Linked DNA regions of Homo sapiens: region 2 is linked to region 1. Evidence: chromatin loops called from intact Hi-C (ENCODE). Cell type or tissue: chondrocyte. All regions are shown on one strand. Each heading gives the region's core, and the rest is flanking DNA. Links, peaks and the distances in the headings are about the cores only.

Evidence for each region. Peaks named below come from ENCODE experiments on the same cell type or tissue, not always from the same donor. Only the 100,000 strongest peaks of a DNase experiment are listed, where the experiment ranks them.
Region 2: a loop joins it to region 1, with 2.4 times the contacts of the local background. A loop is called at or near these places in 2 of 110 quality-filtered maps.

The regions. Positions count from the first base shown.
Region 1 is chr1:158,202,004-158,207,390 of GRCh38, forward strand. No RefSeq gene overlaps it. Among named protein-coding and RNA genes, the nearest start is that of CD1D, 24 kb to the left of the region's middle. In chondrocyte, for the core only: a CTCF peak has its summit at 2,014 (motif pointing right); no DNase peak of the experiment used is centred there.
Region 2 is chr1:158,645,785-158,651,171 of GRCh38, forward strand. SPTA1 (spectrin alpha, erythrocytic 1) reads right to left here. Exons shown (of 52, transcript NM_003126.4): 25 at 4,072-4,163; 26 at 2,725-2,869; 27 at 1,755-1,936. Among named protein-coding and RNA genes, the nearest start is that of SPTA1, 38 kb to the right of the region's middle. In chondrocyte, for the core only: a CTCF peak has its summit at 3,413 (motif pointing left); no DNase peak of the experiment used is centred there.

The sequences.
Region 1 (5,387 bases), core at 123-5,122:
AATAAAAAAGAATATTATAACAAATCTTATTATTAAAGAGATAAGTTGAAAATTTAATGAAAAAATTTATACCAATATATTTGAAAATGTACTTTTAAATGAAAAAAATCCTTAATGAACTCAATTTACTGAAAGTGAGACAGAAAGAACATTTGAATAGCTCTATGATGATAATTTGTTATTAAAATAACAAATAAATAGTAAATAATAAGTACAATAAAGCAAAAATAAAATAATAAATAACAAATATTAACATATTTTGTTTTAAAAATCCCTCTTATAAAGACAAAGCATCACCCAGAAGGCTTTGTGAATTCTATCAAACATTTAAAGAAGAAAAAATATCAATCTTACTTAAAATCTTACTTTAGGAAGATAGCATATTCCTAATACTGAAACTTTATAAACAAATTACAAGAAAAGAAAATTCAGAATAATATTACTCATAAAGTTAGACACAAACATCTTTAAATAGTTTAATAAAATCTAGCAATATATAAAAGATTATTAAATCATGATTATGTGGGGTTTATCACAGAAAAGAAAGATTGTCTTAATATTTGAAAATTAAAGTGTAATTAATCTCAATAATTTGCCGATACTTTATTCCTATATTCTCCTATATTTTGTTCCTATATAATTCCTATATTCAAAATATAGGAGAATGTAGAGAATTATAGAAAAATAATCATGTGTTTATTTGAATGGATAAACAGAAGTTTCGAAACATTCAACATCTGTTTATGACAAAAAGCTACTAGTAAATTAGAAATAAAAAGGAATTTCCTCAATTTGACAAAAAGCAACAACAAAAAGTTATAGCTAACATAACACTTAATGGTGATATTGTACACTTTTCTTATGTTGGGAACAAGGCAAGAATGTCTGTGCTCTGCATATCTATTCAGCACTGTACTGGATGTCCCAGTCTCATTAGTTAAGAATTAATTAGGCAAAGGCAAGAAGTTAAAGTCATAAACTGGAAAATAATAAGTCTACTACATTTATTTGTAGGTGACATAATCATTGTCTATACAACAAAGAACATTTAATTCCATTCTATGCTTTTTACTCAGTCCCTAGCCTGCATAAATAGTATACAATTTGCAAAGTTGGTAAGAGAACCAAATTAGCAATATGGTAATCCAATTCAGGACAAAGGACAATCATGGAAATTTGATTAGAAATGCATTAATGTGTTAACAAGCTACCTTTGCTCTATCTAAAACTTTAAATAAATATGAATAGCAGCAAAACCAACACAAACTATGATTTATAATGGATTATAATGGATAAAATGTCATATAGAAACATTGAAATCAATTTGGAAATCTAGAAAAATTGAATTTTTAAGAAATAATGGGTACAAAAGAAAACTCACAAATGCAAACCCTTTGTATAGGTGAAATTCATATTTGATTCACCAATTAGTTTTTTTTCACCATGAATATTTTTTTCATATGAAAAAGACTTGATGCTAATGAATATACTTTTAATACAACAAAGATAAAATGAGAAAAACATTATTTAACTTTGGTTTTATAATAATTAACTTGGCTTAATGGAATTCATTTGGTATACTTTAATTTGGAGATTTAAGTAAACACTGACTCCAGGAGGCTAGAGAAATTAGGATTTTTAGATTACAGATGCAATATGGAGATCTCATTTAACAATGACGGTAACTTTGAGATAAAATACGGGGGAAGTAGCCCAGAGGCAGCTAAAATTCTCCATATACAGTGAGGTCTTATCTACAAAGCTCCCCACATCAATATAGTTTACTTACAAGTACCAAATTGAGTTTGTCTGCTCTTCTGAAAGTGGTGAGTTAAGATAAGGGTCCCAACAGATGAACAGCTGTTACTGCAGGTGAGTGTTCTACATCAGGCACGGGATTTTCAACTCATAATGGAGTGACGTTGAACCACATACAATATTATGAGGATTTTCCCTTGAAACCGTTAAAGAGCTGTAACATGATGCTTGTGAATGTCACCACTAGGTGGCACTGAAAGTTAAACAGTTATTGAACAGGCTGTGGAATATTGAAGTTTTCCTATGGAAAAAAATTTGATTTTTTATGTTGTGTCTATATATTCTTCATTTGACCTTAAAACATAGCAGTAGCAGACATCTCTTGTACCGTGCCTTACACCTCAGCCCATTTGTTTTCCTCCAGCCCTTGGTGAGGCTCTTGGTTACAGAACCTCAGCTCAGCTCACTGCATATCCGCTGCTTTTTTGCACTAAGTCTTTATTCACAATGTGGTTGGGACACCTGTGAGAAGCTACTTAGCATTTATGAATGCTCAAAACTGAAAGTGTGGGGGAATTAAGACCCAATGGGCAATCCGTGACTATTAGGGGATGGGAGTCAGGGCTTTGTGTTCCTTTCATACCCCTCAGGTGGACAATTCTGAGGCAAGATCTTCATTGCTCATCAGAGGATTCCGGCGAGGTCAGATCCAGTTTTCCATAGTGGCGACCAGCTTGATAGTACCACTCTATTGACTTTCTCTCCTTTCTTGTTTTATTCTTTCCAATATATTAGCCTTAGTATCTGATAACATGCCCCAAAGTAAAGTCATTTATAAAGCTCCCCACGTTAATATAGTTTACTTTGGCTTTCTCTCCTTTCCTGTTTTAGAGTCGGCTTCCTGTAAGAAACCCAAGCATAACCTACTACCCTGATAAAGAACATTTTCAGCACCCAGAACTCTCCTTCATGGCTCCTTTTCCCATTCAACGCTCTTTAAAAGAGAACTAATAATCTATTAGTTCTATTTTTGAACTTCACATTACTGGAATCTTGGCCAGTACTATTTTTTGTTTGCCTTCGTAATTTCTTTTTTCTTTTCTTTTTTTTTGAGACAGGGTCTCGCTCTGTGCAGTGGTGTGATCTTGGCTCACTTTAGCCTCAACCTCCCGAGTAGCTGGGATTACAGGTGGGTGCCACCATACCTGGCTAATTTTTGTATTTTTTGTAGAGATGGGGTTTCACCATGTTGCCCCAGCTTGCTTTCTTTCATTCAACATTATTTCTGTGAGATTTATCCATGTTGTGGCATGTAGCAGTAGTTCACTCTTTTTCATTGTGGTGTAGTATTCCATTGTGTAAAATGTACCACAATTTATCCATTGTACTTGGGGTAGTCATTTGAATTGTTTCCAGATTTTAGCTATTTTTAATAATGTTGCTTTAAATACTTTTGTACACGTCTTTTTGTGAACATAAACACTCATGTCTTTTGTGAATAAACATAGAAATAAAATTGCTTGGTGATAGGTTAGAAATATTGCTTACATTTAATAGATACTGGAGAACAGTTTTTCATAATGGTTACACCAGTTTTGCCTTCCATCTTTTCTGCATCCTTGCCAATATTTGGTGTTACTAACTCTTAACTTTTGCCACTCTGATGGGAGTGTAGTGTATCTAATTGTTGTTTTAGTTCATATTTCCCTGTTGATGAATGGAACTTAACATGTTTTCATATGCAGTTAAACCATTTGGATATATTCTTTTGTGAAATGCCTGTTTAGGTTTTTGGGTTTTTTTTTTTGGGGTGGGGGGTGTCTATGTTTTCTTTATTTGAAGTTCTTTATATTTTGTGGGTACTAGTTCTTTGTTGGATACATGTATTGTGATTATATATCTATGTACATATTTTTTCTTTACCAATCTGTAGTTTTCCTTTTACTCTCTTAAAGCTATATTTTGATAAAAAGATTTTCTTCTTAATGGGATATAGTTTATTGACATGTTTCTTTATGGTAATTGTTATTTACTTGAGTAAATTATTTACTCTTTCTCCAAGGTTATGAAATATGCTCCTTTATCAGGGACTCTCAACTTAAGTGGGCATCAGAACCACCTGGAAGGCTTTTTAAAAATCATTGGGTCTGGAGTTTCTAATTCTTTGGTTCAGGGATAAATTCAGGAATTCGCATTTCTTACTATTCTCCAGATGATGGAATGGAGGATTGGTATTAGATCTTCTTTAATGTTTGGTAAAGAATTCAGCTGCAAAGCCATACGGTCCTGGGTTTTTTTTTCTTTTTTTTTTTTTTGAAGAGACATTTAATACTTGTTCAATATCTTACTTGTTATTGGTCTATTCAGATTTCTGATTTCTTCATAATTCAAGTCTTATTGGGTTACGAGTTTCTAGGAATTTATTTCTTCTAGGTCATCTAATTTCTTGTCGTATAGTTGTTCATAGCAGTCTCTTGTGATCCTTTGTATTTCTGTCTTATCAGTTGTAATTGCTCCTCTTTTTTTTGGTGAAACTGAGTCTCACTCTTTTGCCCAGGCTGGAGTGCAATAGTGTGATCTCGGCTCACTGCAAACTCTGCCTCCCAGGTTCAAGCGATTATCCTGCCTCAGCCTCCCCAAGTAGCTGGGATTACATACACCCGCCTCCTCACCCAGCTAATTTTTGTATTTTCAGTAGAGTTGGGGTTTCACCATGTTGGACAGGCTGGTTCTTGAACTCCTGACCTCAGGTGATCCACCCGCCTTGGCCTCCCAAAGTGCTTGGATTACAGGCGTGAGCCACCGTGCTCGGCCTCTTTTTTTTTTTTAGATGGAGTCTTGCTCTGTTGCCCAGGCTGAAGCATAGTGACACAATCTCAGCTCACTATAACTTCTGCCTCCCAGGTTCAAGTGATTCTCCTGCCTCAGCCTTCTGAGTAGCTGGAATTACAGACACCTGCCACCACGCCCAGCTAATTTTTGTATTATTAGTAGAGACCAGGTTTTTCCATGTTGGCCAGGCTGGTCTCAAACTCTTGCCCTCAAGTGATCCGCCTGCCTCTGCCTCCCAAAGTGCTGGGATTCCAGGTGTGAACCACCACGCCCGGCCTCCTGTTTCATTTTTTATTTTATTTATTTGAGTCTTCTTTCTTGCTCTTTTTTTTTTGTTTTTGTTTTTTTTTTTTTGCTTAGTATAGCTAAGGGTTTGTCAATTTTGTTTAGCTTTCCAAAAAACCAACTCTTAGTTTAGTTGACCTTATCTATTGTTTTTCTAGGTGTTACTCTGATTTTTGTTATTCTTTCCTTCTGCTAACTTTGGGCTTATTTTGTTCTTCTTTTTCCAGTTTCCTTGAGGTGTAGTGTTAGGTTGTTTATTTGAGATCTTTCTTCTTTTTGGATGCAGGAATTTATTCCTTTAAACCTCCTTCTTAGAACTCTGTTTTGCTGCATCCTACACATTTTGGTATGTTATGTTGCCATTTTCATTTGCCTCAAGATATTTTTATTTTTATTTTTATTTTATTTTTTTTTTTTGAGACGGAGTCTCGCTCTTTCACCCAGGCTGGACTGCAGTGGCGCTGTCTTGGCTCACTGCAAGCTCCGCCTCCCGGGTTCACGCCATTCTCCTG
Region 2 (5,387 bases), core at 312-5,311, 440 kb after region 1:
AAAGCCTCTTCACTTTTATTATCTTTTTCAATTCTTGCAGTAATCCTGCAGAGATTCCGGGAATTTTTTGTTTTCATTATGGAGATAAAGAAGTCACCTTAGAAAAGGTAATTAATCTGCCTATGTGGTATAACTAAAAGCAGACATCTTCAATAAAACCTAGACCTCTGGAATCCTGGACTGTTATATATTTCATTACTTCTGTTGGTTACTGTTCCTTTTAAGTGGTTTCTAGGGTTTGAAGATACATCTTATTACAGAGTCTCAAAGAAATCATGTCTTTCCTCTTACTTTTATTCTCAAGTGAATCTAGCACATATTTTGGCCAACATACACATACACACACAGGCCTCCACACTGTTGATTAAATCAAGGTCTATTTCCCTACCCTTTTAGTAGTCAGGAAGTTAGACGAGCAAAACTAAGGTCTATCTTCTTAAAAGGCAAATTTTAACTATGCATTAACTTTAAAGCATATATGGTGTATAAATTAAGCATCTCATAAAGAATGTCATTACTCTTGTTTGCTCAACAGGAACCCTTAGCTCTAGGAAAGAGAGGTCTCTTCTTTTGTAAATTTATTTATTCAAGCAACTAAGTTTTATTGGGTGCTTACTAAGTACCAAACATTGTGAAAAAGGCATATCTGTGCCTTCTAGGAACTCATACTTTAGGTTAAGAATGGATAAAAACAAAACAAAACAAAACAAAAAACAAACAAAAAACAGAGCATAGGCACTAATAGCAATTAAAAAACAAAACTGAAAGCAAAAGTATCATATGGAGTAAAATAAGATGTTAATGTTGCTCAGGGGTGGGAACACTACTCTGAAATACTGAGGAGTACAGCTTCATAAAGGGAAGGAAGCACCATTGGAATGGGTGTGGGTGCTATTTATTTAAACTGTGTCAAAAACTATAGCTTTCCAGTGCTGAACTGGGGAGGGGATTTCCAAGAGGAACTACAGTCATTTGCCAAAATTTGCCTCCTTTTTTCTTGAAAAGCATTGCATTGAGAGCTACAACTTCCTGGACCCTCTACTCTAATGCTCCTCTCAGCTGACTGATGCGATAGAGCCAAACGTGGGAACTGTTCCACAAAGTATATGTTTGAGAGGTGAATTTTGGATTGTGATAATGTCTAGACTTTAGTAAGATATTCACAGTTCTCTGGAATTTGGTCCCAATATTATTTTTAAGTTTATCTCTTACTACTTCTCCTTACCACCCCCTCCCCAAACATGTTCTTATGCTTATTCTTTTCTCATGATTATGTCTTTTTTTGCACAGTTCAGTCTACATGAATTGTTTTCTCTTCTGTTAAAAGTTTGACTGATAAGGTGTAATAAAATGTTACTTTATCTACAGTGCATCATCTATTCTACCCAACTCTGAATTCCCACTGCTGTTTGTTACAATGTGTGTTTTCGGCCTCATTATGTTCTACCATAGTTATTTGTATTCAACAGAATACTGAATACAGTAGAAGACTGAATACTACTGTCTCTTCAGTAGAACAAAAAAGCTTCTACATTATAGAAGCTTACTTAATTGGCCTACATGGCTTCATATTCTTTCAAACTTTGTATTTTATTGCTTCTAGTTTCAAACCTGAAATTTTTTATGCCTTGCAAGAGGTGAGACTTAAACGTAGTGATGCCCTCCAAAACCAGCAGTGAACAGCATCTGTACCCAGACTGCTCCCAGACAGTCTACTTAGAGGCCAGACACGGAAGTTACCCACCCCACTCTACCTGGCCTTGCTGAGGAACAGGTAGAATTTCTGGGCCTCATTTAGGCTCTCCTTACGATCCTTTGTACGCCCCTGCAGGTCTTCCCAGGCCTCATTCAGCTCCATTTTCTGTCTCTGCAGGTCCTCAGTGGCATCTGGATGGGACTCACTGAGCCGCTCTGCTGTCTCCCCCAGTATGGTCACCTGGGGAGGTACAATAGCTCTGATAATCAGCCTAGAGACACACCTGAATCTTAGCAAAAGGAGAATCCTGAGTCCCAGTATTCAGCTCCTCAAATAGATATCAGTGATGTACAAGTATGTCATCATACTTTACAAAATAATATCAACCTTTTAGTCCACATAACTCCCTAAGGTAGTTACAATTGGCATTACCATACTTCTTTTTAAAAATAAGAGAGTTGTGGGGAAGAGTGGTTAAGTGACTCTGCTGGTTAGTGGCAACCTCAATTAGGAAACCCAAGGGTCTTGATTCTTCATGTGAGGAGCTTCTTTTTGCTCTGCATGATAATGCCAAGCCTCTGAGTATATCTGACAAGCTCCAGAGTACACTTTTGGGTTGAAACAGAGTTAAACAACTCATTCAATTCCTTGCTAAGAAAAACATGCACCATACTCAGATATTGGCCTGATCATCCTGGGTATGGACATTTGCTATTTCTTCTGGGCTACTGGCCTCCACCTAGCTGCCACAAGATCTGGTCACTTGTAACCCACCAAAGAGGCAAGGGGATATAGGGTGCTCACTCAGACAGCAGGAGTTTAACAAGTTTTTTCCCCATGTTAATGGTCATGGGGCATATCCTTTTCATGGTCTTGCCTTAGGGACAGTGTACAAGAATAAATATGGCACAGAACAGAGAGAAATATAAGAATAAAAGACTGAAAAAGAGAACCAAAGAAGAGGGCATTGGTATACGGCTAAATATAGACTGGAAAGTGTTGGAAAAGCTTTGAAGGACTTGTCTCACCTTATCTCCCAGGGGTACGAGGTCCCTTTCAAAGCCCTCATGCCGTCGCTGAAGAGCCTGAACACTGAACAGATCTGAGCCAGGGTCTGCAGCACTGAGGGCCTGGCATTTCTTCTCAATCTGCTCCTTCGTGTCATCTGCTTCTCTGGTATACAAGAGAGTAGAGAGTTCAAAAGTAAGGATATGTACCAGAGGCAGGCTAGTGGGGGTCACAAGAAAGTTATCATCACTACCACTCACCATCCTCCCACCCACCCCCCCACCCCAACCAATTATCATCATTGTTTTTTATGTGCTAGAAACTTAGGCTCATTTAATCTTCACAACTCCAAGAAGCATAGTTACTATTACTATTCCCATTAAATAGATCAGAAAACTGAGGACTAAAGAGGGTAAGTATTTTCTCAAGATTATACCACTGCTGAATGGTGGAGCCTAAGCTTGAACCAGGCCATCTGACAGCAGTCACATGCTTAACCATCATATTTCCATAGCTTTCTATCTTAAGCATTCTACACACACAGACCTGTCTGAGTCTGTTTTTCCTTCCCTGCATCATCAAAAATACATTTATACACAATGAAGGTGTTTAGTTTCTGTTTTGTTTGTTTACTTTTTTGTATGTGTCTTTGTGTTTCTTAGTTTGAAAATCAAACAAGAAAAATGTTGAATGAGCTGATAGTCAATGTGATGTCTGTTGCCCTCTACTGTCAGCTTCTAGTTGAGAAATGTAATTACTTAAACCTCCTGTTTCAACTTCAAGTTTCTTTCTTTCTGTTTTGATTTTGAAGATAAGGGTCTCACTCTGTTGCAATAGGCTGGAGTGCAATGGCTTGATCAAGGCTCACTGTAGCCTCAGCCTCCTGGCTCAAGTGATCCTCCCAGCTCAACCTCCCAAGTAGTTGGGACCATAGGCCTGTGCCACCACACTGGGCTAATTTTTCATTTTTTATTTTTTTGTGGAGACAATGTCTTGCTTTGTTGCCCAGGTTGGTCTACAACTCTCGGCCTAAAGCAATCCTCCTGCCTCGGCCACCCAAAGTGCTGGGATTACAGCTGTGAGCCACTGCCCTCAGCCTAAGTGTTATTCATTTTCATGGAAACATATATAGACTACTAATTATGTTCCAAGGCCCAAGCCTAGGCTTTAGAAAATTGAAGCTAGTTGTCTGGGAGTATCCTGTTTGTGAAGTGAGAATCATACTACTAAAAAACCTAATTTTCTATTGGCACATTGTCTCCATCTCACGAAAAAAGATTATACTATGGTTCCACCATAGTAATAGACTTAGAAGTTTAGTGAGTGGGTTTTAAAGCAGCACTGCTTTTTAGAGTTATAATTATTACCTGTGAAACACTTCAACAGCATGGGCACTGCCCAGCAGCTGCCGCTGTTCATCTGCAAGCCTCTGCAAAGAACCCCAGCGGGAATTCAATTCCTAAAAGAGGCAAAAACATCAGACTTGAGACAGAGAACTAACTCACATGGCTCAGTGGCGTCTGAAGACCAGACAAGATTTAAAACATAGTTGTTTTTACGTTATTTTCTTCAGAAATTGCATAGCTTTGCTTCTTTCTTGGACAGCTTGAGCTTGGGCCTCATTTTTGCCAGTGCAGCAGAGAAAGTGATTTCTTCCCAAACTGATGTTAAAGGGTGAAACCATCAACTCCGGAGCAGTAAATAAGTGCTTGCTATTACAAAGACTGCACTGTAAACTCCAAAAAATGAATGGGAAGTGTTGCCTTGGTAGTTAGAAGTGATCACATTTCTCTAAGACAAACAATTCTGTATTCTGAATTGAATAAACCAGGTAGACTTTTAAAGCCCTACTTTCTATAGGGGGTAAGTACATTGTTCCGCTTCGTATTTCTTCACCTTCTTATCCCATAACAACCACTATAAAAACAGGCAGAAAACTCATCCTCACTGACTATGGCATTCCAGAGAACTAGACTGAACATTTATTAATGTTCATTAGATCTTTTATGGAATCATAGATCCAGATCTGAATCAGGTCAAGAATGGCCTCTCCTCTGTCTCTACTGACCTATATTCTCCTTCTTCAGCACGTTGATCAGAATCTGTGTCTTCCAGTAAACTTTCTTGATCAACCTCTTCCCACTATCATAGCTTCTTTATCTGCATTGTCTTTGAATTCATGTAATTGAGAATTTCTTCTGTGTGTGACAGTGAAAGAGAGGTGAGTATGTGTTGTAATTTAAGAATTTTAGATCAGTTCAAATGTATATATTCCAAAATTGCAGTTCAAATTCAATTATATTATTGGGTGGACATGTAAGGAAAAAACTTTACGTTTAATTTGGTGTAGCCTGGTACAGAAGATTAAGAGGAGGTTTGGATATTGTAATTTGGATATTGTGCTATCCAATATTTGCTTTCAGATATAGAAACTGAGGTTTTTAGAAATGAAGAGACTTGTCTGAGGACACACAGTCAGACAAGAATACAGCTATGATGTAAATCTAATTTACCTAATGTCCAGTGTAATATTATCTAAACCTCCTAATCCTGCCTTTTAAAGCTACATCTTAATTTCTGCTACCAATACTTTTGTCTCCTTTCCCACCCCATCCATGAAATGACATATGTGAGGGCATGGAGGACACTCAATATATGTTAACAAATGAGCCTGCTTTAATTA